Linked DNA regions of Homo sapiens: regions 2, 3 and 4 are each linked to region 1. Evidence: chromatin contacts called from ENCODE Hi-C or POLR2A ChIA-PET data. All regions are on one chromosome and are shown on one strand. The core of a region is the stretch at or near the end of the contact, and the rest is flanking DNA. Distances in the headings are between cores, read along the strand shown.

Region 1 (6,876 bases), core at 2,978-5,477:
TTTCAACCTAAACAAAATTAACAGCTAGCTTCCAACAGTAACATAGAAATAAAACAAAGATTGACAGATATGTAATTTTATGGAGTTGTTTTTTGAAATATACTTTTAAAAAAGCACATTTACCTGTTTATGCTAAAACTAATGAGAGTCAAACAGAAGGAACCAAGATCAAGAATTCGGCATTGCTAGATAGAAATGGTTTCTACAGCTTCACTCAGGAAGCAATAATGTCAACTTGCAAAAGCACACACAGATTCATGGTGGATAAGTATGCTTGTGATACAGGCACTGCTATGAGGAAAATAGTGGACCAGGCATGTTAGTTGTAAATTTCTTTAGTCAATTACTTTTTTCTGTTTCTCAAACTTTAAAAAGCTGCTCCTGTACTTTTTAAAAGAACTTGTAAATTATAATCAGACTAATTAAATTCCATGAAAACAAAATCCCATTTGAAAATATGAGACAATTCCATTAGACAATTTCCATTAAACAGACCAATCAGTAAATACAACCTCTGTTTTTCATACCCTTGTGAATTTTGTAAATCTTTTAAACCAGTTTCTGATTTGATTAACAATACAAAAAACAACATTTTGCTCATTTATAATTTTACATAATAGTTCATCATCTCAAATCCCTAAGGACTTCCACTACGGATCTTTTATAGAAAGTTCAAGTGAATCCCATTTACTTTAAAAGGGCACTTACTGGTCAGGAGCAGTGGCTTACGCCTGTAATCTGAGCACTTTGGGAGGCCAAGTGCTTGAGACTAGGAGTTTGAGACCAGCCTGGACAACATAGCAAGACTTTGTCTCTACTAAAAATCAAAAAAGGGCTTGGTGGTGTGCACCTGCAGTCCCAGCTACTCAGGAGGCTGCGGCAGGAAGATTGTGTGAGCCTGGCAGGTCGAGGCTGCAGTGAGCCATGATCGTACCACTGCACTCCAGCCTGGGTGACAGAGCAAGACTCTGTCTCAAAAATAAATAAATAAATAAAAATAAAAAGGCTCTTAATGGAAACACTCTCCTAGCCTAGGAATTAGACAATACTACCACTCTAGTGACCCATCTTGGTCCAGGCACACTCAGGGACTCTTCCCTGGGCCATGCTGTGAGGCTCACGGTCTTTCCCAGACGGCTGTCGCGAGCAGCCCTGACAGGGTAGGGAGAAACTCCTACTGTGGAAGAGACTCTTGCTCTATATGGAATTCACTGCACTACATGAAGATGAAACTAGAAAAACCAGCCTGGGAAGAACCCCGGGAGCTAACTGCTCAAATGGTAAGCGTTCAGGTAAGGCAACCACAATTCTACACCACACCCAGTACCATATTTAATTTGCATTTTTCTAAAGGAACTAGAGGAACAAACTTATCTTCAAACATTCCAATGACGAGGAAGCCTTCTCTGACCAGGCCTCATCACTAGCCTCGACTGGAGGCGCTTTCACTGTGCTCCCAAATACCCATACACATCTGTCACTGCCCTGACAAGCGGTCACGCAGCTCCCAGAAGCTCCGATCCACTTCTGGACAGAGTCGATGTCCTGTTTACCACTGAATCCCCACTGGGTAGCATAACACCCAACACACAGTAGGTGCTCAACAAACGATCTGATGAGTGGAGGGGAAAAGCAACTCTGAAGCAGAAACTGAAGTGGAGCTGGCTGGCGTTCTCACAGTGTCTTCCCGCTCTGCAGCAGGCCAGGGGCCATGATCATTCTCTGAACATCCCACAGTTAGAAGCACGCACTGAGTACTAAAGTACTCCAGTACTCTAAGTATTATAGGCTACATGTGAAGCAAACAAAAATGAGCAAGACAGAAATTCAACCACACTCAGAGTAGGGAGTATGTGCTCGGGTAAGTGCATGTTTGTTAAGGGACACAGAAACAAACTGCTTGGTCTCCTTGCCTCCTGGTTTCTTCCTTATTCCCAAGCATCCTCCGCAGCTCTTCCTTATTCCCAAACATCCTATGCAACTCTGCCAAACTGTTTTCGTGCCAATGCCTTACTAAGGAGTCTTTTGGTTCCAGGTGCCCATAGGATCGGGTCCATTCTCCTTAGCATGGCGGTCAAGGTCTCGCAGCATCCATTCCCAAGTCCCCTAAGGAACCCTCCCCAGAGGTGGGGGGCTGCTCCACTGCTGCCAGGCTTAGAAAATCCTTCTTCCTCTCTCCTCTTCTGCATTCTAAAGCACACCTTTGCTCATCCATCTCACCCTCCATCCACTCAAGCCCTCAGTTACCCACCTATGGGTACCTGATTTCTCTTCATCACACAGTGCAACTCTATTATCTCTCATTTTTATATACTGAAGTACGGAGCCATAAAATATTGACAATTCTAAACGGAATTTAACCCTACTTTATTTATGTCAGGTACTAAAATAACAGCCTAACCCTCATTTGATGGTTTAACAACTCCCTGTACTCTGCATGATCCAAGACTGGATATTTGAAACAGGTATAGTTATGCTACTCATTTTAATATAATGTCTCCAACGACAACATTTTAAAAACATATGGTACAGACATCACAAATATTTCCAAAATGATCTATTCCAAAAAAGCATTAAGGGAAGTAAGTTCTTGAAAACAAACCAAGAAAGACAGTACAAAAATTGGAGGTTTCACTTTCCAATAAGACACTTTAAATGTAGTACTGTTTTGTTACATGACAATTTCAAATCAAGTCATCTCAAAATCGTACTGACAGCCTTGGAACTACCACTGGTTATAACACTATTAATAAATAGAATTACATGAAATTATGCTTTTAATTCTATCAAATCTCCTGACTACTCAGTTTCTTGGACCGCCCCTGGGGAAATCTCTCACTTCCTATCACGGAAGTGACTGCCCTTTATTTTAAAGAACGGGGTTCTCCTAGTTTGGACATCTTTTAAGGGGTTTTCCATAGAAACAACTGCTACCCACATCCAACTGAGAAATCTCAATGTCAAGTCCTCTAAGCATGACTTAATTAAAAAAATTTCCCCTGCAGTTTCCATTTCAGATCCACGGCTGTTTTCCTCCTTGACCCTGGAGCGTTCCTGTACTTACTTCACTCCTGTCCCTCACCGAAAACAGCGGTACTGGAGGAATCAACCCCATGCCCGCCAGTCACCGGGTTGTTTGAGGTCATGGATAAATACAGCTGAAGCTCCTCTGCCCCGTACGTACGGCTAGCACGAGAAACTTACTGTAGTTTTAGTTTTAACATTCTCCATAGGTGACTTTAAACTTCATTTCTTGAAAATGGGTTCAAAATAAGAAAACTGCCCTGGTTGCGCAGGGATCACACCCGCAGCAGACGGCGCGCGCTGGCCTTGGCGGGCCGGGCGAGAGCGGCCTTAGGCGTTCACTCCCCTGCCTGCCTGCGCTCCACTCGAACCCAGCTTTTTCTTGGGCGAGTATGCTAAGGGCCGAAGTTTCCGTGGAGAGCCGCCCCCACAGGCCCCGGGGGCTGCCAGGACCTCTGAGGCAGGGCCGGGGGCCAAGGGCAGGTCTGCCCGGAGGCGGCACGAAAACCTCTGCCAGGCTTTGGGATTGGGATGCAGGGCGCTCCAAGGAGACCCCCGCCCCTAGTTTCACCGAGAGGCCCATCCCCGAAAGACTCCCAGGCTCGATGAGACTCGAAGCCCACGGGGCGAAGGGCACCTGCCCGGGCGCCAGGAGGCCCGGCCCAGGGTCGCCGTGGCGCCCTTACCCACGGTGGACTTGCAGGCCTCGCAGAAGGTGTCGTCGGTGAAGCGCTCCATCAGGCTGGTCTTGCCCACGCCGCGGGAGCCGATAATGATGACCTGCAACTTGAAGTCGGCCGGCCTGGGGGGCTGCTTCCTCCGGCGGCCCTGGCCGCCCGACAGCGCCGGGGAGCCCGCGCCCAGACCGCCGCCGCCCCCGGCCCGCCTCTGCAGCGCGGCGCCCGGATCCATACACGCATGCGGCTCCCGCTCGGCCCGCCGCCCGCCGCCGCCCGCCCCCCGGCTGCGCGCCCCGGGCCCCGGCGCCCCCTCGGCCTCCGCCGCGCGCGGGGGGTCGGCCCCGGGCTCGGCTTCCGCCCGCTGGAGCGGCCCCGGCGGCCCGTGGGCTCCGCGCTGCAACTGCGCCGCCGGCCGGCTCTCTGCGCCCGGGTCCCCTCCTCCTCCTCCTCCGCCGCTGCCGCCGCCGCCGCCGGGAGAGGAGGAAGGGAAGCAGCTACTCCGCAGTAGCGGCAGCAGCATCCCGGACGAGGAGGGGCAGGAAGCGCAGGCGCGGGCGGGGCGGCTGGCCGCGAGGGGCCGGAGGCGGGCGGGTGGGCGCCCCCTGCCGGCGGGAGGACCGCGCGCCCGGGCCTCGGTTGGGTACTGCGCGCGGAGCTTTCCCGCAACCCGCGCCGCTCTTTCCCTGCCTCTGCTCGCCTGCCCGCCCCCGCTTCCCTCCCTCTTCCGCCGGCTCTTTCATCTTTTCTTCCTCTTATCTCTTCCCTTTTCCCCCTTTTCACTCCTCCCTACTCGGCTTTCACTCTGACCCGCATTTATAGTTAACACAAGAAACTTAGTGTGGTTTTAGTCTTAAAATTCTCCGTAGGCAATTTTGAACTTCAGCATTCCGGTGCATCATGAAAATGGGTTCAAAATAAGAAAAAGAACCCTGGTTGACAGTGAAAACACTCCCATGCGCACAGTCCCCAAACACCATGCACATGTTTTCGCCCCCGCGCGCTCGGTGTAGCTGGAACGCTGGAAAGGCCCCGACCTGAGGCCGCGCCGCCGGGCCGCCTGCGCTGCGTTCGCGTCTACACCAGCGCTCTCTCACAAACACCAGCGGGTGCAAGCCCCCGCACCCTCTACCGGGCCGTGGCACTGCTCGGTCTCTCTCCGTCACGTCTGTCTCCCATTTTGCACGGAAACGCGCGAAATCAGTTATTTTTAACTCTGATCGCTGTCTCACTCAGAGTTCAGAAGTTTTTATGCTGTTTAATTTTTAAATTAAGTAAATGGCATACTCCTTTGGGGGAATAAGCGAGTTAAAACTCAAACAGTGCGAGAAGATTGAAACTTTAGGAATTATGGACTCGGGTCGTATGTTTTGCCATTTCTGTTTGGAAGGATTTAAGGATACAGAAAATCACTGCTGATTCCTTGCCAGAGATTTGTTTAGCAAATTCCTCAGCTTGAACTTGAGCATCTCAGAACACAGGGTTCTGAATATGATAGGGGCTGGCAACATTTGCCGAATGATCACGTTACCCACAAAATTTCAGCTGTGCTGTATTTAGAACTAGGTTTAGTAATGCACAGTACACGCATATGTTACACAGCAAACCTGATTTGTAAAAATCTAGCGTTGCCCACAGTGTAGATTGGAAGTTTACATCTATGAGAGCATTCTTAACTGTGCAGTCACTGTAGGGATCTTTATAATATGAATTCTGAGAATATGTAAAATATGATCCCTCTATATTATTTGAAACACAGATCCATCACTTACCATCACGGAATTTACTTTCTTTCTTTCCTTCTTTCTTTCTTTTTCTTTCATTTTGTTTTGTTTTGATTTTGAGACAGCCTTGCTCTGTTGCGCAGGCTGGAGTGCAGTGGTGCGATCACAGCTCACGGCAGCCTGGAACTCCTGGGCCCAAGTGATTTTCCTTGCTTAGCCTCCTGAGCCGCTGAGACCACAGGCACGTGCCACCACGCCTGGCTAATTTAAAAATTTTTTGTACAGTTGGGGTTTTGGTTTGTTAACCAGGCTAGTCAACAGTGTGAGACCCTGAACTGGCCTCAAGTGATCCTCCCACCTCAGCCTTCCAAAGTGCTGTGATTACAGGCATGAGCCACTGTGCTCCGCCGCAGAACATTTCTTAGCTGTGGGTTTCTCTTCTGTTCTATGAGAATGAGAGTAGTGGCCCCTCCTTTCCTCTAGCATTGTTAGGAAAAAAGCAACTAACAATCTCTGCAGTCTGCTGCAACCATAAGGCACTATATAAATGTAAGGGATTAAAGAAACTGATTTATGCATGGCTTTTCAGGAATACTGTGATTTTACAAAGCAAGACGCATCTGCAAAGGTAATCTCAAGATTTTTAATTTGGTCCATTCTGATTAATAGCACCGCCTGTCTTAATAGGCAGATGCATGTGGCATGGCTTGTGGGGCTGAAGACCTTCTTGCCCAAAATAAAATATCTTCCCCATAAGGTAGATCTGTAGTTTCTGCCACTAGAATAATTAATGAACTAAATGACAGAGGTTGGGCAGTGTTTCTGGAGGACAGGTAAGTGCATATTCACTATTTTAAATCAATTATTATAGTGCCCCTAATCCCCTGGGAATATGTCCCAAGACCCACAGTGGATGCCTGAAACCTCAGAGAGTATAGAGCCCTCTATATACTATGTTTTTTTCTATACATACATACCTATGACAAAGTTTAATTTAAAAATTTGGCACAGTAAGAGATTAACAATAACTAATAATAAAATTCAGTTGACCCTAGAACAACATGGGTTTGAACTGTATGGGTTTGTTTATATGCAGATTTTCATCCGCCTCTGCCACCCCTGAGACAGTAAGACCAACCCCTCCTCTTCCTCCTCCTCCTCCTCAGCTACTCAATGTGAAGATGACGAGGATGAAGACCTTTATGATGATCAACTTCCACTTAGTGAATAGTAAATGTATTTTCTCTTCCTTATGATTTTCTTAATAACGTGTTCTTTTCTCTAACTTACATATTTTGTAACTTACAATATAATATTCTTACTAGACTACAGTAATGTATATAGCATACAAAATATGTCTTAATCGACTGTTTATGTTATCAGTAAGGCTTCTGGTCAACAGTAGGCTATTAGTAGTTAACATTTGGGGGAGTCAAAATTATACACAAATT
Region 2 (6,876 bases), core at 2,438-4,937, 3.4 Mb after region 1:
GGCCATGTGCAAAGGATCTGGGGAAGGCAAAGGATTTAATTTTGTTTAAATTAGTGGTTATCTGAGGTTTGCATAAGTAGTTATCTGGTCTGCTAGTATGTTACCTTCAATTAATTGGCAAGAAATTAGGATATCAAAAATAAAGATATTAGATGAGCCTTAGTTTAGCCAAGACAGTCAAACCTCAATAATTTACACAATAGAGAACAAAAACTAAATGATTATTTTTAAACTGTGCTAATTCGGCTCTCAAGTTCATTCTCTAGTTTACGAAGAGTCACCTGATCAAAATCATTTGAAAATCATTTGATTACTAAATCAAGTAAGCCATAAAAGCTAAACCCAAGTGAAACTAGATAATTGTGCAATTTTCTTAGATGGACTCCTTCTTAAGTTCACCTGGCTCTCTACTGGGGACCAAATCTTATATTTCTCAATTATGTATGCAAACTGGAATCACCTGAAAATACGTTTAAAGACAAAAATTGCAGCAGAGAAGCCAGGGAAGGGGTAGAGTGGATTCTTCCAGCACATGAGTTCACATGACTGCTTCCCCTTCTCAACAGGGGCCAGAGCCTGCCAGGACCTCAAAGAGGAGAGCTTCAGAGGCCCAGCTGACATACTAGGCATAGGGGCCAAAGAGTCTACCTTGAGAAAGGTTTTTATATCTCAAATTTGACCCACTCTTGAATGACAGCTCTAAGAAACTGGCTTCTCAGGAAACTGAGACAAACAGCATCTGTGATGCTACCATGCCTTCCTTAGGAAGTCGGCCTGAAGCAAAGCCGGTGGAATCTGATTTCTAGCGACTCCGGGTGTTCGTGTTCCTGTGATAGGGCCTCCCTTATGTGTCCATTGGCCCCATTGTGGATATACTGCAGTTTAGCCAGAAAGACCTGGATGTGGAGGTTAAAGCCACACAAATGGATAAACTGGAATTAAAAAGCATGAGGAGCTTTCCATGAAAAATGCCTGGAGATGGGGAAAATCATGGATGGGATTGTAACCCAGGTGATGGAGGTGTCTCAGAAACAGAGGAAGCTTGCCAAAGCTGAAATCCAGAAGGTTCTGAAAGAAAAAAAAAATCAAGACCAACTTACTAGACGTGAACTCCACGAAAAAAAAATCTCATCTTTTCAAGGGATTTGAGAAGCAGGAAGCTAGTGAAGCCTACTACAAAAATGAATAATGGCTAAAATTATTATGCTAAGCATTACATATTAGGAAGACCAGAGATACCAAGCATTAAAAGCCCACACATAAAAGAAACCCAATCTAGTAAATGAGGAAATTATGCAGGTCCAGAGGAAGACCTGAGTGGATGACTTGGCTCTTCCAGGTGAGCCTGATAAACAGGTATGGATCCGTTCCCTTGAGAGCATTCAGCAGAAAATAAAAGACTAAAGAAAATGATAAACTGATCAGAATCTGTAATTACCTGTTTTCAGAAGTATAAAAACCTAAAATCACTGACCAGTGACCTTCTGTCCCTCCATGTAACTCCATCTCTACAAGCAAGCCTTGTGTACCTTCTCAAAAAAAAAAGACATCTGTATGAGATATTTTGACTTTCATGTTCTGACTTATAAAATGGTGACGGCGAGCTTTCATTAGAAAATCCGTGTATTCTATCAAATGTATGCTCTTGTGAGGTTTACTGAAAAAAACTTGTTTTTTCCTTTGGTGGTGGTATCCTGTAGGTTTTTTACTATGGAGGAAAAAAAAAAACGCTGCTTTGAAACTGTCAGTAAATACGATCAAGACTCAATTTAAAACGGGACTCAAGCGTAGTTCATATGAGGCCAAGTTAATGGGGAGTTCCTTAGGAACTTTTGTAATACTAACTGGCAATAAAATAACTGCTACAACATGTCTTTATTTCGTCTTTCAAAAACAGTGTTTTCCCCTATCATCTTTAGGTAGATAAACTGTCCACGAAGGAGAGAGTGATCAGTTTATCTTAACATAAAGATTCCTAACTAGGAATTCAAAAAGATACTTCAGTGGGACGATATTGATCATCAGAATGACAAACCCATGAACGTTTTAGGAAAGGCAGTTTCAGATTTTTCTCCTTAGAGGGTTTCAAGAAACCCCTTGATTGAGAGGAGGGCACATATCCTCCTCTTACCTTCTTTGTTCCCAAAAGAGACTCAAAGAATTGTGAACCAAACTTTCATAATATAAAGTCTCTAATTACCTGAGAAAACTGCAGCCCAAAAATCTAAAGTGGCTTACCCAAAGTGAGGAAGTTAATACTATTCCTTTTAGTCCAAGAGAATAATGCCAACTGGATACAGCTCAAAGACTGCACCATTCCCATTATTTTTTGCCATTAGTTACGTTTAATTTTAAATATACCATCTTTGGCAGCAAAAATCAAGCTGGGCTTTCCTTCTCCTTTATAAATTGCATATATTTTTAACATATATTAACACTTTAAAACCGTGGGGTGGAAAGTTTAAAATGCCATAAAATAAGAATCATATATGCATTCTTTACACTGTAAAGCATTTTACCAGACATTAGAATCTGCATTCAGAATTCTTTCTCAGAACGTAAGTGTTCTTGAAGACATATATTTTGTCTTACTAATCTGTTTCTTCCAAGCACTACTGTACTAGGCATACGGTAAAGATATACATTCAAGTTTTAAAAGTAAATACTTTTTCCTGGTAGTGGCCAGGGCCTGCGTTCCTCAGACCAAAAGGCGCAAACTGGCATTGCTGTGATTTCAGAAGAGAAGTGAAATGTATAAAACGAAGTAATTCTGGGGAAGGAAAATGTCACAATTTTTCTTCAGTGTTGTCAGGCACACTAACCCGGGAAGCCGTCTCTGGGCCTGAACTATCCAAATTAGTGTCCGAGGAAGTGTGACAAATGCAGGCCCTTCCAAGTTTGACCCTGATTCTCAAAGGTGGCCAAAAGCCGTCTCTAGAAACGGCGGTGGCAGCGGCGTGATTCTGGGAGGTCCATTCAACTTTTAACAGGTCCTGGGCAGTGACCGGGTTGCTGGGCAGTGCAAAGGCATAGAGATTGGCGAGAACAGGCGGCGATCAAGCTTCCCAGCGAGGGTCAAAGTCCAGCAGCTTGGAACTAGTGAGCCGGGCTTGTAGGAGTGAAGCGGCTCGCGCGGGCCCGGCCGGCAGCCGCTCCCCAGACACCGGGGATCCGGCCCGACTGTTTCCTACCCACGACGGCGAAGACCCGCTACAGCGCGTCCACGAAGCCCCAGTACTGAGCCAGGACGGGGCTCTCCCTCTCGATGTAGGCGACTACGAACTGCTCCGCCAGCCGGTGAGGCAGCTAATTAAGAAAGCCACCTTCAGGATGTCTTTCGAGAATCTAGCCTCGAAGAAAGTCATGTAAGAGAACGCCTGCATCAAAAAGTCGGGAGGCCGGGCGGAGTCGCCGTTAAACGTCCAGGGAAAGCCACCAGGTGGGCCGGCGAACGCTCCCGGGCCAGCAGGTAGGCTTTCTCGCACAGCAGCCCCCGCACCCGGTCCGTAAGCTCGTTGTTCTCCCTGCGCCGGGCATGGTTCTAGGTCAGGAGGTCCTACATCATGACAGCCAACGCGTCCATCCTGCGCCTCCCCGCAGGCCTTGCTCCCCGCTCGGTCCCTCCCGGCCGCGGCGCTGCCGGAAGTGCGTGTCGGCGCGGGGGCGGATCCCGGTGGCGGCGAGGGGCGGACTCCGCGGACAAGGCCAGGCCTAGCCTTGAGCTCCGTCGGGCAGGGCCGCCGGGATTGGTGTCCGGCAGAGCGTGAGCCCAGCGGGCTGGAGTCGGCGAGCGGGAGTGAAAGAAGAAAAGCTAGAGAGCGAAGGCAAAGCCCGAGGAGAGAGGGCCGCGGTCGGCGGAGGAATCTGACTGCACGGTTGCGTGCGCTCACTCCCGGAGGGCTCCCTCAGGCGGGCGGCTCCGCTAGTGGCTAAAGGCAAAGCATTCCGGGGCGCGGCGCATGAAGTTGAGCTTCGTCCCTGCTAGCCGCCGCTTTCTCCCCAAAAATACATCCTAGCCTTAATGTTTATGCCTCCATTGCCCCAGTTCTTATCTGTTTTGCTCAATGTCTCATAGCTACAAGAAGGCAATTTCTGACGAAGCCCTCCGTCCCTTCCAAATGGATTATTTTGGCGGGCTTCCACCCGGACAGTATGCCACCCGAATGACTGGACAAGTGCACGGGAGCGGCTGTCATTTGCGGAGTGCGCCTTGCGATCTAGGCGCCTCACAGCGCAAATTATCCAGTAATTTCTCTGAAATCGATGCTGGTTTGTTTTCCCAAGGCAAATCAGCAGCTTATACAGACATTGGGGCCACAAAGCCGGTGGAACAACGGGAGACGGCTTCCTGAGTGTCAGGTCCTCCAAGATGAGCTTAAACTTCGGGTGGTGGGCAGGCTCGGTAGGCGGGAAAGGCCCGTGTCCAGATGAATGCAGTCCATGTTTATATTGATGAAAGACACGTATACCATTTGGTCCAGCTCAACCATTCTTAACAAGTGCTGGCTGTGAGCACTGGTGTGTGTGTGCCTGCGTGCAACCAGCAATGTAAGTGATGACCAGCTGCATGATGCCTTAATTTGAGTGGACAAAGTCGGTCAAGAACCACTTTCAGGCTTCTGGGTCTCCAAGTCTTTGTCTCCCTGTATCCAAACGAGGCATTCCAAGTTTGACAGCATGGAACATTGCATGTCCGAAATACCAACCGTGAAACTGGGTAAAAAGCTTCAGGAGGTGATATTGATGTGTATAGTTTAGGAAATAAAACCCAATACTTACTTCAAAGAACGTAATTTGTGGCTTTTTAGAGAGAAGGATACTTTGACAGTTTTCATTTGTCGTCTACATGTATATGGTACGTTTCATTCTGCCTTTTAATTAATTTGGTATTTTACTATGAAAACTACTTTGTATTAATAAAATAATGTATTTCCAATGTTATAAGTTGTGTTATAACAGTTTCAAAAGCCAAATAAACAAGATGCATTTTGATATCAATTGTTTAAAACGCGTATTTTGAGGAAGAACAAATTCATACTCAAAAAAGTTATCTTTGGGTGGAGTATTGTGGAAAATTTTTACTTTATACATTTCTAGGTTTCTGAAGTGACTGTATTCATTTTATAATTATAGAAACAAGACGTTAAATCCAGAAAACAAAACTTAAGCTTAACCAACTAGAAACTGTCAACCAACTTCTCACTAGGGACTTCCCAATTTAACCAAATATTTTTATTTGTTTTGTGTCTGCAAACATCTTACAAAAGTTTTCCCTTTTTGCCTCCACAGTGGAGCACTGAACTGCTTGTGGTCTAGTGCTGACTGATTCATGAATCACTGGATGCTCAAATAAACTCTAAATTAAAAAAGACATTAAATGAAAGAAAAAGTTAAGAAAATAGAAATGCTTTCCATTTTTTAACAAATGCTTAAACGGAAGGAAGGATGCATGCAGAGGTTAAGTAAGACTGCGTTTCAGATCTGAGGCTCGATCTGAAGAACATGTAGTATATGCCTATTCCTTTATAGCTAGACGTTATTTTCTTTGCTGAGGGAAAAGGAACATGTCATTATATTCAACTCTTCTAAAAAAGGAAAGCCATCTACCGAGTCAGTATAATTTATGGAATTTATCTGGAGCTAAAGGTAGTATCAAAATGCCATTTAAAGTTGCAAAGCCAAAATGAACTCTTACTTTGTCCTTTATAATTTACATGAAATTTATGAAGCAAATAACGAGACTAGGCAGTCATGCTCAAAACACTCAGGATGTGCCTACCACTGACTAATGATAGCTACATATATTCTTTTGTAGGTATATATTAGAAAATAAAATTTTAAAACAACGTGGCCAGATATATGACAGATCTTCAATAGGTATGCAATGTCTGTTTTTAAGTAATGAAACAAAGCAAACACTCCTGAATCTATGGCCCATATGAAGACCTAGATTGTTGAATTTACTGTTATTCCCCTATCCCATCTTTACAGAGTTAACCACTAACCTGAGATTTGGGTTAATCATTATCATACCTGTTTTATTTTTTAAGTGTAGTTTTATATCTATCGATCAAGATCTATATATCTACATACTTTTAAAAGTATGGTTTACATATAAGTATAGTGCACACACATATATGTGTGCTTAATGTTGCTTGTTTCTGAGATTTATACAATTAGTATGACTTTCAGATTTCTGCAACTTGCTTCACTAATTCAAGATTGTTTCTATCATTCCTCCAAGTTGTGCCATGTAGTATTAGTTCATTTCTTCTTGTTGATACATAATATACTACTATGAATATACCATAGTTTATGTGCCGATTTTCCTGATGTTTGGACTGTCTCTAACCTTTTGCTATTACAATTATATGATTATTCTTTATATGTCTTCTGGTGCACATGTTAAGAATATTTGTAGGGCATATATTTAGGAGTGGAATTGCTGGGTTAGAGGGCATGTGGTGATGCTACAGTGTTTTCTAAAATAGTTGTTTCTACTATTGTAGTTGTTTAAAATACAATATTTTAAAAAGTTTATACTTTTACCAACACTTGGTACTTTCAGAACTCTTAAATTTGCCAATGTAGTAGGAGTAAAGCTATAGCTAATGAGTTGTTTTAATTTGTACTTTCTTGATTATTAGTGTGGCTGAGCATCTTTTCATATGTCTTCAGGTACTGCTTGTTCTGTGCCATGCTTGTTCATGCATTTTATCTGTTTCATGGAGGTGTTTTTCCCCCTAATCAATTTGCAAGAGTTCTTGGACATATCTTGGACATGAAACTTTTGTCAGTTATGTGGATTGAATATCTCCAAGATTGTGGCTTTCCTTTATAATTTGTTTTTATATCTTTTGATGAGTAGAAATTACT
Region 3 (6,876 bases), core at 1,551-4,050, 3.3 Mb after region 1:
GGACTGCACACTGCGGGCCCCATGGCCTGGGCCTCACAATTCTTAGAAACAGGTTCCACTCAGGAGGCCATGGGTGTCCCAAGTGAGGAACAACGTGCTCCAAATGTCACCCATCAGAGTTGTCGGAAAAGGAGGAAAACTTTGTCAAGGACCTTGGGTCAGTGCATTTCAGGAAAGCCCTGCCCCCGCGTTGACGCCACAGTGTACTTTTACAAAGCCCCTTAGTATCAAATTCAAGGTTGTCACTTACTGTCCGCTGATGTTTATTGAAAGCCTCTTGGGTGCTGGGAAGTGCACTTTTGGGTGGCGACACAGGCGAGAAGCCAGGCTTGGGTCAGGCCTTTCCTTTGTGGTTTCCCATCCCTCCACCTTCCCACAGAGTTGTCCCTTTAATTTAGACTCATCCCCACAACCCCTGTGAACCAGCAAGGGACAGCCAGGCAGAGCCCAGGTGACATGAACATAAAACAAATGAGACAAGAGGATTCATTGATACAAAACCAGGATGTCAGGAACCGTCACTTGAGAAATGCATTCTAGTGCTTTAGAACTCTTGTGAATTATGTTATCGGGTTAGTGGAAACGTGGGAAGTCTTTTCCTAGCCATATGCGAAAAGATTGTCTTTACACAGTAGGCAGACCAAAAATACACGCAGAATGAGTGGGAAACCCCATATGTGGTATGGGAGAAGGGGGAGCGCCAGCAGCAGATGCGCCATGACTTGAGTACTGGCCGTGTCCACACATTGTGCTAACTGCAGTGGCTGCTTTACTGCTTGGTGACGCAACCCTATGACAGAGTACTATTATTATCCCCCTATAAACACACAGCATCCACAGGATTGAAATGCAACTTCAAGAGCTACGCAAACAAGAATAAAGCGAGTACACGGTATCATGTCTGATGAGTGTGAACTTTCGTGGCAGAAGACTTGGTTCTGGTTCTGTCCAGGCCACTGGAACCCACTATCTGTGGGTGCAGGTGATTTTCCATCATGGAGCTAATACCTTAGCTGGGCATTATTTCACTTAATCCTTACAAGTGCCTTATTAGGTGCTTTCCATAGCTCTCCTTCAGCTGAGGTTTAGAGAAGTTAAACAATTTACCCAATATGTGAACTGGATATGTCTGACTCTACAACCGGTCTCTTCCATCCTATTTCCTCCATATAAGCCGTAACTTGGGTGCTTTTGTGAACATCAAAAAAGATGCGTATAAAGTCGCCTTGGGGAACGTTAAACCAAAGTCAATTAACATTACAAAATCAACTGAGGCCATATAGAACTTCCTTTAGAAAATTAACACATCCAATCATCATATTATTTCCCAAATGTTTACTTAGGTGCCTGTTGCAAGCACTATCTTATGTCATCTTCAATAAGCCCAAGAGGAAGCTTCTGCTCTAATCTTTAGATATTAAATTACGCGTTTCGGGGAAACTTCGCGTGTGAGGTAAAGCAACATGAGCGACTCTAAGGCGGCGCGGCATTGCTGTCCGGCCTCCTGCATCTCGGTGAGCAGAAAACGCGGGAGCGGGAGGGACTTCCCAGCTCCCGACGCCAGACACAGGCACAGCCGCCGCGTCAGAGGGAAGGCGACGTGGTTCAACAGCAACGGAGCCATTACTGGCGCTGAGCAGGGATGTTAAGGACAGAGCCAAGTTATCAGAGCTCTCCGAATCGAGTCCAGGGTCTGGACTGCCACAGACGGGTCGCCGCCTCCAGCCCCTGGACTTTTCCTTGGAGTGTCCGGGCGCGGACCTACTAGCTCCGAAGCCCTATGGGTGATCCCTTTCTGCTGGGCAACTGGGGTTGCGCTTTACACTACAAATCGAAGACGTCGCTTTTTCCATTTGTTCTGCAAGTGTTTATTGTGCACCGTCCACTCCCCCACAAACTCAATGTGCCGGCGGCAAGAGGCAAGACCGCAGACCCGTGGGCGCGCCTCCCGGTGTCGGCCGGTGTGCGCGGAGGGCGAAAGTGGCCGGGGCGCCCGCTCCGAGACGCGGCAGAGCCCCGCAGCCTCAGCGCCCGGCCTGCGCGCGCCCGGGGGAGGCTCTGGCCCACGCACATGCACACGCACGGGAGCGCTGGCTCCCGCGTCCCCGGCGCTGCGCCGGCGCCGGGCGCGGGCGGAAGCCCACGAACCAGGGCGGGAGGGAGCTTGAGGCGGGGCGGGTGTCCGCGAGCAGCGCTCGTGCTTAAGTTCCCTGGCTCCCGAAGCCCCGCCCTTGCCCCGCCCACTCCTTCTCCCGCGCGCGGGCTCCGCGCGCCCCAAGCCGCGCGCGTGCGCGCGCGTGCGCAGGCCAGGGCCCTCCGGGGGCGGCCCCGTAGTCTCCAACGAAAGCGTCGGCAAGGGCCCGGATTAACCCTTTCTTTGCTCGCCCACTTAGAGACCCGGTCGGGTTCCGTGCCTGCGCAAGCCGGCGGCGCGCCTTCCCCCCAGCCCGCACCGCGCATGCACGGGAAGGGGGGGGCGGTGGGGGTGTTCACGGCCGGCTAGACATTCTGTGCTCGTGCAGGAGGAGGGCTGCTACCATCAGGGACGTGCACGATTTCCCCCACCCCGCCCCCTCCCCAAACTCCAAAAAAAAATCCAAAACACACTGCCACCCACCGTGCCCCCGCGCCCCGAGCCCCTCCGGTCCCGGCCTGCGTTTGCTAGCGAGCGCGGGGAACCCACGGCAGTGTCTGTGCCTGTGCCAGGCTGCAGGTAAGCGCGGGCCAGGGTGCGGAAGGGGCTGGGGCCGTCCGCAAGGCGGGCGCGGGGGCGGCCGGCGGCTGGCGGGGCGGCCCGGAAGACGCGCGTTCTCGCCGAGCTCTGGGGCACCAGCCAGCTCCAGGATGTGCGGCGGCCGCCAGCGGCGCGGCGCGGTGCGAGCGGGGACGGGCGTGGGCCAGGGTTGGGCGTGGGGCCGGGGCGCCCCGGGGGCCGCGCGGGCCGGCGAGCGGGCTCGGGGAGCGGCCAGGCGGCGGCGGCCCCGCGCGCGCGCTCGCAGAGCCTCGGCGGCCGAGTTCATGGCCGCCCCCGCTCGCACCGCCGCAGTGCACCGCGGTGGGGGTGGGGACGGCCCGAACCCAGCGCGGAGCGCGGCCCGCCGGGCGCCGCCCCTCCGAGCCGCGGGCCCCGCCGCGCCGCCTACAGCCGCCGGCGGAGGAGGGGGCCGGGACCCAGCGCACGCACTCCCGGGTGCGCCCGCGGAGCTTGGGTTAGCCGGCCGCGCGCCGCCCCCGCCCCCGGCCGCGGGAGGGCGGGGGAGGGCCCGGCGCGAGCTGGCCGGGGAGTGCGCGGGGCGCGAGCTCCGGGCTCGCGGGCGGAGCGGGGCGCGGCGCGGCGCGGGGCTGCGGAGCCGGCCGCACGCCCGCTCCCGCTCGTCGCGCCGCCGGGGCCGCCGCGGGCCGCAGTCCCTCCCTGCGCGCTCCGAGCCGCGGTCCCAAGCCTGCGCTCGACGTCTGATTATGAAAGGGAAAGTGGCCCTTTCACCACCTGGCTCCCAGGCTGGGAGCTTTTGTCTGGGAAGGAGTGCAAACGGCCTCCTCCACTCCCCACCTCCCAGGCCCAAAGAAATTGAGAGGGAGGACTCGATACGCCTTGAGGGCTTCTTGGGTCTGCGCTTGGCTCCCTGCTTCCTCCCGACTCCGAAGTTGCAAGCTTGCAACAAGGAAGTCGTGCAGCCGCCATTGTCGGGCTGCCCGGGGCAGGGGAGGCGGCTGCAGCTGCTTATGTAAGTTTTTGGCTTTGCGGGAAGCCCGGCTCCCTGCACTGTAACGCGGCTTAGCGCGCCCGCAGTTTGGAGAGCAATTAGGAAGGGGCAGCCTTATTATGAAGGTGGTGTTGGGGCTACGTCTTTTCCTACACCTGCCTACACAGATGCTGGCAACAGCTGTCTTCCAGTTTTGACTCACCTGAACTGAGCAATTGGACATCTCAATGGCAAGGGGGGCGGGGCGGGGAGGAGGCGGCTTTGGACACACATGGTCTCTCTTCCAGGTCTCATACATCTTGAGAGAGAGAGGGGAGAGGGGCGAGTGGCCAAGTACACACTAGCCAAAACAACAACAACACATTGATATGTTGTCATAGCTAGTCTAAGGCCACTCCTCTCTCTGGTCCCATGCACTTTTATCCCACAAGCCCTAGGACGAGTTAGTGACAACAGTAGTAAGTGTCACAGTGTAAGGTTTTTGCTGGGCTGCCTAGCCTCTGGATGATTACAGGCCTGGGTGCTTCTAGGGAATAGAGAGGCAGAAACACGTAGAATGATCAAGTCAGAATCATCTTTTGGAAATGTTGCCTAACCTCAAACTTCAGATGAGACATCCCGCTTCTACGCTGGGTAGCTCGGTGTGTTCACTTTTCTTTAGAAGGAGCTTATTATGGGTTTCAAGGTGTTGGTCTCCAGGTTGGAGTCTTGTTCCATGGTTTTTGTGTAAGACTGTTACAGCCCAGTCCTTTGCTCCTACCACACCAAACAACTTATCTGTGTGGTCACTGTTCAGTAGAGGAAACTTTTTGTTTTTCAGGATATGGGTCTGCAGGATGGAGTTCTTCCGGTAAGAGTTAAAACTCACAAAAAAGCTGAAATTCTTTCACCCTTATTGTAGGGATAGAGGTAAAAACACCTGGATTTATCAAATACAATCTTAAAAACAAACGTGTATGCTATTAATACATCACACAGGTGCAGAAAGAAAAAGCAATCATTGTTCCCTCTCCTCCCATGTTACCTGTTGGGTTTATGTACTTCTATAGCTTTATTTGTAAGGTATATACTTCTATAGGTTTGTATGAGCCGAGAGAAAAATGTAGAGGGCTAACATACCCAGCGGGAAATGGGATAGGTGTAGGGGGCACGGTGCACTTGTTTTTTTCTATATCTGTGTAGCCATCAATCTCTGTACAAATATGGACATGAGCTTAGTGTGTGAGGAGAAATCCCTTAATGGTTCTCCAACCCCTCCTTCCAGTTCCTAGGGCACAGCCCCTTTATGCCCGAGTGCTACAGCCCTTATCTGTTCTAGTCCATATCTGTTCAGAACTGCACTTGATGTACCAGCTACCTACCTGCCACTCTCCCCAACCTGAAAATGCACAAAAGAGGGAACAAGAAAGTTTATTTTTAAAAAATCAATTCTTGGTTTAGGATTTGGGATACAGGAAGATCCTACCTCATTCTTGTTTATCCTTTCCTCTGTAGGTCTGGCGTGCTCCTGATCAGAGTTACTCTGATCTGAAGATTTTGGCGTTCAAGGCATTAAGATAATAGCCTGAGTTGTTCATGGTAACTATAACTTTGGATATTAAATCTTGATGAAAATGACTTGGCATTTGCTTTAAAATATATATACCAATTCTGATTGTGCATGAACACTTCTATTTGTCTGGGGGAAAATATTAGCCGAATAAAAGTAAAACAATGTTTTTAAAAAGGAAACATAGAGAATGCTTTAAGATGACCAGTTTTTTAACATGATGACAGAGATCTTTCATGCCAGTTCCAAATTTTTGCTTATAAAATACTCTCAGCACTTATCAAGTACTTACATCTGGTGTTGATGGCACTTTTATCTGGATGCAGGTAGATTGGCATCTAGAGAGAACAAAGCCACTTCCCAAATGTCATCTCATTCTCTTAAGGTCAGATTAAACCTTGACCTTCATTTAGAAGTGGCCCAAAAGTGCTGTGGAAAATCTAGAACACAACACTCAATGGGATATTTTGGCAGTAATGTTCCTCTCTAGTTCTGCAATAGTAATTTGTTCCTTCTGTCAAGGAGGTATAACATAATTATTTTGCTGAATCCTCCATAGAGTAGATGGAATAAGAGTAGGTGCAACAGAGAGGACTAGAGGATTGTTCCCTTGAACCTGTTTCTTAAAACTTGAGTTTGAGTTATTTGATTATCTCTAGTCAGGAAGCACTGGTTTTGCAGCCAGATTGTCTGCATTTAAGTCCCAGCTCTTCACTAAATAGCTATAGAATATTGGGCAGATTTCTAACTTTGTCTCTAAAATAAGGATAGTGATACGTACTCATGAGGTTACCTGAATATTAAATTAATTAAAACATGTAAAGCACATAGAACAATGCCTGGGATATAACTAGGCAAATACTTAGTAAATTGAAGATGAACAGGAGTAACAATATGGAGATCCTTGAGTTGGGATCAGTCTTTTCTACCCATATTCAAAGACCACTCTTAACATTGACTTTCTGAAATTGTTAGGTTCCATAGATTGACCAGGAAATGAAAATGTGACTGTGTTCTCTATATGGAAAAGTACTATTTATAATTACTAAACTTTTTTTTTTTTTGTAGGAGTTTTTCATCAGTATGTCTGAAACCATTAAATATAATGACGATGATCATAAAACTCTGTTTCTGAAAACACTAAATGAACAACGCCTGGAAGGAGAATTTTGTGATATTGCTATTGTGGTTGAGGATGTGAAATTCAGAGCACACAGATGTGTTCTTGCTGCCTGCAGCACTTACTTTAAAAAGCTTTTCAAGAAGCTTGAGGTTGATAGTTCTTCGGTCATAGAAATAGATTTTCTTCGTTCTGATATATTTGAAGAGGTCCTGAACTACATGTACACAGCAAAGATTTCCGTGAAAAAAGAAGATGTTAACTTAATGATGTCATCGGGTCAGATTCTTGGTATCCGATTTTTGGATAAACTGTGTTCTCAGAAGCGTGATGTGTCCAGTCCCGATGAAAACAATGGTCAGTCCAAAAGTAAGTATTGCCTTAAAATAAATCGCCCCATTGGAGATGCTGCTGACACCCAGGATGATGATGTAGAGGAAATCGGGGATCAGGATGACAGTCCTTCTGATGACACAGTAGAAGGCACACCCCCGAGTCAGGAG
Region 4 (6,876 bases), core at 1,676-4,175, 3.2 Mb before region 1:
ATTTATGACTCATAAAAATGTACATTCATAATAGTATGACATGGACATATTTTAAGAAAGTTCAAGCATATACAAGCATTGTTTAATCTCACAAAATATATTAATTTTGTTGGGAATATGTGCATTATAAAAGGGTCTTTAGTTTACCAAAGGGTTCAACACTAAGCTATTTTTAAAGTTGTAATTATTTTTTCCAATCTAAAGAGGGGTTAAGGCCAGGTGCAGTGGCTCATGCCTGTAATCCCAGCACTTTGGGAGGCTGAGGTGGGCGGATCACCTGAGGTCAGGAGTTCAAGACCAGCCTGGCCAACATAGTGAAACCCTGTCTCTACTAAAAATACAAAAAAACTAGCTGGGCATGGTGGTGCACACCTGTAATTCCAGCTACTCGGCAGGCTGAGGCAGGAGAATCACTTGAACCCGGGAGGTGGAGGTTGCAGTGAGCAGAGATCGCGCCACAGCACTCCAGCCTGGGCAACAGAGCGAGACTCTGTCTCAAAAATAAAATAAAAGAGGGGTTAAGACTCATGCTGTCTTCACACATGGCCCTGCACAACCATGTGGAGGACAGGAGGGATATTCTTGAGAGATGCTGGGCAGACAACTAACAAGTGTCCCTTAAAGCACACTTCTGAACAATGTCCAGTCAAATATAAAATAACTTAAATATGAGGGTCACTCCTCATCTGCACGCACCTGTTACACTTTTTTTTTCCTTACTCATTTACACTGGGAAACATGTTATAATAGTGAATAGTTGGTTATGAATCTTTCAAAGAACTTGGAAGGGCCCCTATAATTATTTTCTGAAACAATGGAATTCTCTTATGGAAAAATCTTCCAGTGAAGGAAAGGGTAAGTTAAAAAAAACTTGAATTAACTTAGGTTAGCATGCTTGCCAAGGCAAAAGCAAGTTGCTTTTCTCCATGTTTCGAGGCTATGAGAAAGCGGTGGATACATGCTTTACTTTTCAGCCAGAAAATACGCACTGCCATTCCTGAGAAGATGGCAGGCAGCACAGCTGGGCTCTAGCCTTAAAGACTCAAGCTTTCTCCTTCCTTCCAGTCCTACCTCTTTACTTCTCAGATTTCCAGCTGGCTGGATGTATACATAAATGACTTGCATGGCTAAGTAAAACATTCCAGCTTATATTTTCAAGGATTTCCAAGAGTTCTTGCTTTTGGACAAATTAATAAATGCAAATTAGAACTTAAAACGCAGTTCTAATTTTATTTCTATTTTTGGTTGTTAAAATCAAAACAAAACCTACACACACACAGTCCTAGGGTTTTCTCAAACGAAATCAACAGTTCTTTGGCAATGTTAAGAGTGTGTAACATGACTGCCATGCTAATTAGCATAATTTATAAGACTTCTAATAGTGTTGAAACAGGAAAATAACTATAAACTTGTTAGAGAAGTTCGTTTGAAAGACACTGTCAAATGTCACACTAAGTCTTTTTAAAAACTCAATTTAGTAAGTAGAAAATATAAATGAACAAATTTAATTTTTCCAGATAATAAAGGAAGTTATTCGGCATTTTTCCCAGTTACGCAAAGACAATTATCACGTGAAAAATTTATAGAATGTAAGCAGTAAGAGAGTATTATGCAAAAATATCCTAAGGTAATTTCAGTATAAATTATAGGACCACATTTATTAATAATATACGTTATGAGAACAATCATTTGCAGTCTCACTGTGAAGGCAAAAAAAAAAAAAACAAAAACCAAAACCCAAAGGATAAACAGAAATAGCACAGTCCACCGAATACACTGCATGGTGTTTATAACTGTATAACCAAACTAAGTAATCTTTCCCCTCTCTTTAACTTTTATGCACCACCTGCCATTCTAGATACTATCAATCACACTAAATAATAATAAAAACCAACCACCTTCAATCTGATCATTCTGGGCAGGAAACTGAATACAGTTTTGACCAGATCTTCGAGAAAGATTCATATACACGAAATTAACTAGTTCTGTTAAAAGGCTGCTATAAAAATACCATCATTACGAGCTATACAGAACTTTAGAATCCAGCTAAGAGTGCAGAAATACTGAATTTCTTAATTTATGTGGAGGGGGCTGTAAACCCAAAGGTAGAAGGGCATTTCAGCATTCTGGCGTGTTCAGAGTTTCTAGGGTATAGTATCTCTCTAACACACAGAGAGCATTTCAAAGGGTGGCTATGGCCAGGAAACCTCAGAGCGGGTTCTGCCGTCACACTTGATCCCGAAGGCGGGCCAGTCTCTGAGACAGTTCATCCTGCTCCGCCGAAGCCACGCTCGTGCCCACGGAGCCGGTCTGGCCCTGCGGCAGCTCCATGTTGAGGTCGAGGCCCGCCTCATCTGCCATTTCCTGGAGCAGCATATCCACTTGGTTCTGGGGAGTGGTGAGCGTCGTCGTGCTGCTCATCGTGTCTTCCATTTGCTGCGTCTGGACGTCCAGAGTCTCAAACTGGTGCTCGAATTTGTCCATCAAAGCAGAAATCTTCTCCAGATTCATGGTCTTCAATGTCGCATCCATCGACTTAACCACACCAGCCATCGACTTGGTCACCTTGCCCATCGTCACCGCCGTCTGGACCCTGGCAGCCACTGCATCGACTCGCGCACTCATTCTCAAGAAATTCACCGCCTGGTTCTTCTGGCGGATGGCATTTTCGGCGTGTATCCTCGCAACTTCCATGTTGCCCTTCTGAATGGCCTTTTTAATTTTGGCCTTTTCGGCCTTTTCCTCCTTATCGCATTTTTTGGCACTCCTACTCAGTTCTTTGGCCGCGAACTTCAGGTTGAACAGGTGTTTCTCCATGTTAGACATAGTCGGACGGCTCCTTTGGGTCGGCGGCCCGGCTGAGAAGCGCGCCGAAGGCAGAGAAGGTAAGGTAAGTCCGCTCCCGGCCGCCGCTCCTTTGTTTTGGTCCCACTTCCTGTTTCTACTGTGAGCGGCGCAGGTGGTGACGTCAGAGCCCAGCGCCAAAGGCGGAGCCTGCGGGACGGAAGGCGCCGGGGTGGGGCCTGTGGGACGTAAGACGCCAGGGGCTGCGCATGCAGGGGGATTCTGGCTGGACGCTCCGGCGCTGCGGCGGGGAACGCTCGCTTCCTGCGCTGCGTTCTACCCGGTTTTTAAAATTCTAACGCATTAGTCAATTCACAAAAATTAGTGCCCCCACGCACTTTCCTAGTAATAAATCTACCGAAGTAGACAGGATCTGTGGAGACCCGCGTGTAAAATTACCCACGCTCCAAACTTGGCAGGCTTTATAAAGGGTGACTGGCTAGCGGGCTAAAAACCAGCCAAACATCAGCTAGGTCTTCGCACTAACGCTTGCTTTATTAGCATGGGTAATTTCCACTTTCTCAGGGGAACTGGAAACCATGGATACATTAAAAACAAAAACATTAAAACACATTAAAAACAAACGGGTCATTGACGCGTCTCCATCTTTGACTACAATTTGTGCTAGAGTTCTGTAATATCCTTTTATTGCATTGAGTGAAAATAATCTTCAAAACTGTGGCACCACCAAATTTATACTTTGTCTGGAAGTTCAGCTTCTAGGTGAGTTGCCAGCAATTATCCAAAAATCGTCCCGTGGTTTAGTAATAAAAAGACCCATCTTTTGCTGACACCATTCTGTCTTTTTGATGTTTTATAAATATCCAAGGAACTTCACTCACATTTAAGTTTGACAGGCTAAACTGTCATTTTAAATTATGCAGGCAGAGTATGTTGAGATATCAGGACCCACACCCACGGGCATACATCAAAACTGTCACTATGTATTACGCCCTTTAAAAATGCTGGCTTTCAAATGGCAGCAATGTGTGCTGTCACTTTTCTCTTTAGAAAGATTCCTCCGATACAGCAATAACAATGTGAGAAGACCAAATCTGCCCTAATGAGGTAGGCTGAAAATGAACTCTGAGAGCGAATTCTGTTTAGAGATCATTTTAATCTAGCAGCCTGCCACCTCGCTTAGCTTCCTGTGATAGCTTGCCAGTCAGTTTCACAACACAAGACCTTCTGAAGACATAGCTCTGATGTTTTCACTCTCTTGCTCCAAACCCCGGGCATGGAGGCTAAACCTGCTGTGCAGCATGCTGGCTCGTCTTTCGCGCCCCTCCACCTCCGCCAGTCAAAGCAAACCGCAGCATGGAATTTGAGCATTATTTGCGTCATTCGGCCAGCGGGGAGAATGTGACTGACGCCCGGTCCTGTGGCTATGCTGTTCCTGTTGCCTGGATTTTAGTGTCCATGCATCTCTGCCTATTGACACCCTGCCAGTCCTTCAAAAGCCACCTTCACCATGGAGCCTCCCCAGGACTCCTCCTCTGTGTGGCCATACTACAGGGCACATTGCCTGGCAAGGGGTCTGTGTGTATAGGTCACCTGTTACAGTGTGAACTACTTGGATGCAGACACTGATTCCTTCCCCTCTCCATGGAGCCCAGCAGGCGCTCTGCACACAGCAGCCACTGAATCCAGATGGCGTTGCTGAATTTAATTGTATTTCAGAGGGGATAGGATGTTACCCTAGTTAGCAGCTTAGCTATGGTTCCTTTTTGCCCCGCAAAGCAGTAGAACCCTTTTTCCAAATGAAACTTTTCTAGAAATGGAATATAAACAACCAAAAAAAAGGGGAAGAAATCTGTTCAAAGTGGATATAGAGAGCTTAGGCCCCCTACTCTGCTCACCCTCCATTCCACTCTTCCCTTCTTTTAGGTCCTGGTTTTTCTTGGAGTTTGCAAACAAGTTTCTTATCCAGCTTCCATGTCATGCTCCATAGTTTTCTTTTTTCTTTTCTTTCTTTTTTTTTTTTTTTTTTTTGAGATGAAATCTTGCTTTGTCACTCAGGCTGGAGTGCAGTAGTGTGATCTTGGCTCACTGCAGCCTCCCCCTTCTGGGTTCACGCGATTCTCCTGCCTCAGTCTCCCGAGTAGCTGAGATTACAGGCACACGCCAGCACTACCGGCTAATTTTTGTATTTTCAGTACAGCTGGGGTTTCGCCATGTTGGTCAGGCTGGCCTCGAACTCCTGACCTCAGTTGATCTGCCCACCTTGGCATTCCAAAGTGCTGGGATTATAGGCGTGGGCCACCGTGCCCAGCCCATAGTTTTCTTAATGACAAATTCTGACTAGGTGAGATGGTTTGGAATATAATCATGAGAGACTCCGATAGATGATGATGATAATGACAACTAACATTAATAAAGTACTTATGCACCAGACATTGTTCTGGGCACTTTACATAAATTAACTCATTTCAGCTTCGCAAACCCTATGAAGTAGATACTATAAATGTCTCCAGTTCACAGGTAATGAAAAGGAAGCACAGAGAGCTAAGAAACTTGCCTGAACCCACACATTAGGTAAGTGTTAGAAACCGGATTCCATGGATGTATTGGGACCAGTAATAAGGCAATGGGGAATCCAATGAACATGAATTAATAAGAATAAAATAATGATCATCATGTAGCCTAAAGAAAGAAGTTGACTTTCCAGCTGTTTTTTTGAGAAGACAGAGTTGCATTGACTGCAAAGTTAATATGAACTTTATAAAGTGTGGTTGTTGACTGGGCATGGTGGCTCAGGAATGTAATCCTAGCACTTTGGGGGGCTGAGGTGGGTGGATCGCTTGAGGCCAGGGGTTCAAGACCAGCCTGGCCAACATGGGGAAAGCCCGTCTCTACTAAAAATACAAAAATTAGCTGGGTGTGGTGGTGCATGCCTGTAATCCCAGCCACTTGGAAGGCTGAGACAGGAGAATCGCTTGAACTGGAAAGGTGGAGGTTGCAGTGAGCTGAGATCACGCCAGTGCACTACAGCCTGGGTGACAGAGAGAGACTCCTTCTCAAAAAAAAAAAAAGAAAAGAAAAAAAAAGAAAAAGTATGGTTGCTAAAAGAAGTTGCCATCACCTGAAGCTACATTCCTTGGATGATGACACCTCTACTTTCTGTGCTGGAGAGAAGGTATAGGTGGAGTTCCAGAAGCCATCTTCCCAGAGAGACCAGGGCTGACTAGAATTCTGAAGAGAAGGCTGTTCTCCTCCTCTCCCTGACAGTTCCCCAGCCCTGCCCTCTTCTTTCTCTTATCAACACCCCAGCCATTTCCACGGTGTTCAATAGGATCCATAGCTAACTGCTCTCATGTTCACATTTCCACGGAGAGATTTGCTTCTGAGCTCCAAACCCATATGCCCAGCTGTCTCCTTGGTGCTGGGCGCTCTGTGGCCCAAGACTGATTGGCAACTCCTCAAAGTGACTGAACTCAGTCCTTTCCCCCAAATCTGCTCATTCCCATTTACTACTGGCACCTCCATCTACCTTGTCATTCGAGTTGGATTTGGAAGAATTATCTCTGACCACCGTGGTATCTGAATCTGCATCTACCCTGGCTCTAAGTTTTTTCCATTCTTTATATTCCATTGAGGTTGACAACCTTCAGGGTCTGTTTCAGCTTGGTATGCTTTCTCTTTTTGTGTATCTAGCAAAAGGAAGATTATTTTGGGATTATTATTAAAGGAGGTTTTGGTCCTACAACCATGCTAATTGTACGTGAAAATGTTTTGGACCCAATACAGATGTGAAAACAGAACATACAGTTTATAATGACTGGAATTGTTTAGCAACTACCACGTTAACATTGAAACCTTGCAAGTCCCATAGCCAAATTTTCTTAGTGAAAAAAAAAGAAATTTTTGATTAAAGTGCAGACATTTCTAGAAAGCTGCGGGTCAAACCAGTTAATTATTTTTATCATGAAATGGGGAAGAAAAATATGCTATCATTTGGCACATCTGGCTGATTTCTTTCCTTACTTTGAAATAATACAAGTGGTTAAAATGAAAATATTTAAGCAGGACATT

Evidence for each region. Hi-C counts contacts between places; a loop is a spot of excess contacts on that map. ChIA-PET counts read pairs that join two places held with the same protein, here RNA polymerase II (POLR2A). Pooled maps may share reads with other maps.
Region 2: a loop to region 1 is called in a map of naive thymus-derived CD4-positive, alpha-beta T cell, with 6 times the contacts of the local background. The contact joins the promoter of LINC00526 here to the promoter of RAB12 in region 1. A Hi-C loop is called at or near these places in 1 of 168 maps with a recorded cell type or tissue (naive thymus-derived CD4-positive, alpha-beta T cell), 1 of 37 single-sample maps with no recorded cell type and 12 of 50 pooled maps.
Region 3: a loop to region 1 is called in a map of CD4-positive, alpha-beta T cell, with 11 times the contacts of the local background. The contact joins the promoter of ZBTB14 here to the promoter of RAB12 in region 1. A Hi-C loop is called at or near these places in 4 of 168 maps with a recorded cell type or tissue (CD4-positive, alpha-beta T cell, ascending aorta and naive thymus-derived CD4-positive, alpha-beta T cell), 6 of 37 single-sample maps with no recorded cell type and 22 of 50 pooled maps. POLR2A ChIA-PET finds 5 or more read pairs at or near these places in 2 of 52 experiments (CD4-positive, alpha-beta memory T cell and MCF 10A).
Region 4: a loop to region 1 is called in a map of naive thymus-derived CD4-positive, alpha-beta T cell, with 18 times the contacts of the local background. The contact joins the promoter of CHMP1B here to the promoter of RAB12 in region 1. A Hi-C loop is called at or near these places in 1 of 168 maps with a recorded cell type or tissue (naive thymus-derived CD4-positive, alpha-beta T cell), 1 of 37 single-sample maps with no recorded cell type and 11 of 50 pooled maps.

Annotation. Positions count from the first base shown.
Region 1 is chr18:8,606,788-8,613,663 of GRCh38, reverse strand. RAB12 (RAB12, member RAS oncogene family) reads right to left here and starts at 4,227. Exons shown (of 6, transcript NM_001025300.3): 1 at 3,711-4,227. The coding sequence starts at 4,224. RefSeq lists an enhancer at 2,940-2,989 and silencers at 3,440-3,739, 4,170-4,399.
Region 2 is chr18:5,234,840-5,241,715 of GRCh38, reverse strand. LINC00526 (long intergenic non-protein coding RNA 526) reads left to right here and starts at 3,687. Exons shown (of 1, transcript NR_026849.1): 1 at 3,687-4,992. LINC00667 (long intergenic non-protein coding RNA 667) reads right to left here and starts at 3,616. Exons shown (of 3, transcript NR_015389.1): 1 at 2,667-3,616; 2 at 1-17. It also overlaps the pseudogene LOC100422274. RefSeq lists an enhancer at 3,101-3,280 and a silencer at 3,501-3,670.
Region 3 is chr18:5,291,650-5,298,525 of GRCh38, reverse strand. ZBTB14 (zinc finger and BTB domain containing 14) reads left to right here and starts at 2,800. Exons shown (of 4, transcript NM_001243702.2): 1 at 2,800-2,874; 2 at 4,525-4,554; 3 at 5,199-5,282; 4 at 6,322-6,876. The coding sequence starts at 5,280. RefSeq lists enhancers at 1,592-1,751, 1,469-2,154, 2,843-3,529, 3,530-4,217 and silencers at 1,962-2,381, 2,462-3,401.
Region 4 is chr18:11,847,462-11,854,337 of GRCh38, reverse strand. It overlaps CHMP1B (charged multivesicular body protein 1B), which reads right to left and starts at 2,925. Exons shown (of 1, transcript NM_020412.5): 1 at 1-2,925. The coding sequence starts at 2,826. The coding sequence ends at 2,227. All of the region lies in intron 5 of GNAL (G protein subunit alpha L), which reads right to left. RefSeq lists a silencer at 2,214-2,508 and enhancers at 2,515-2,564, 2,833-3,072.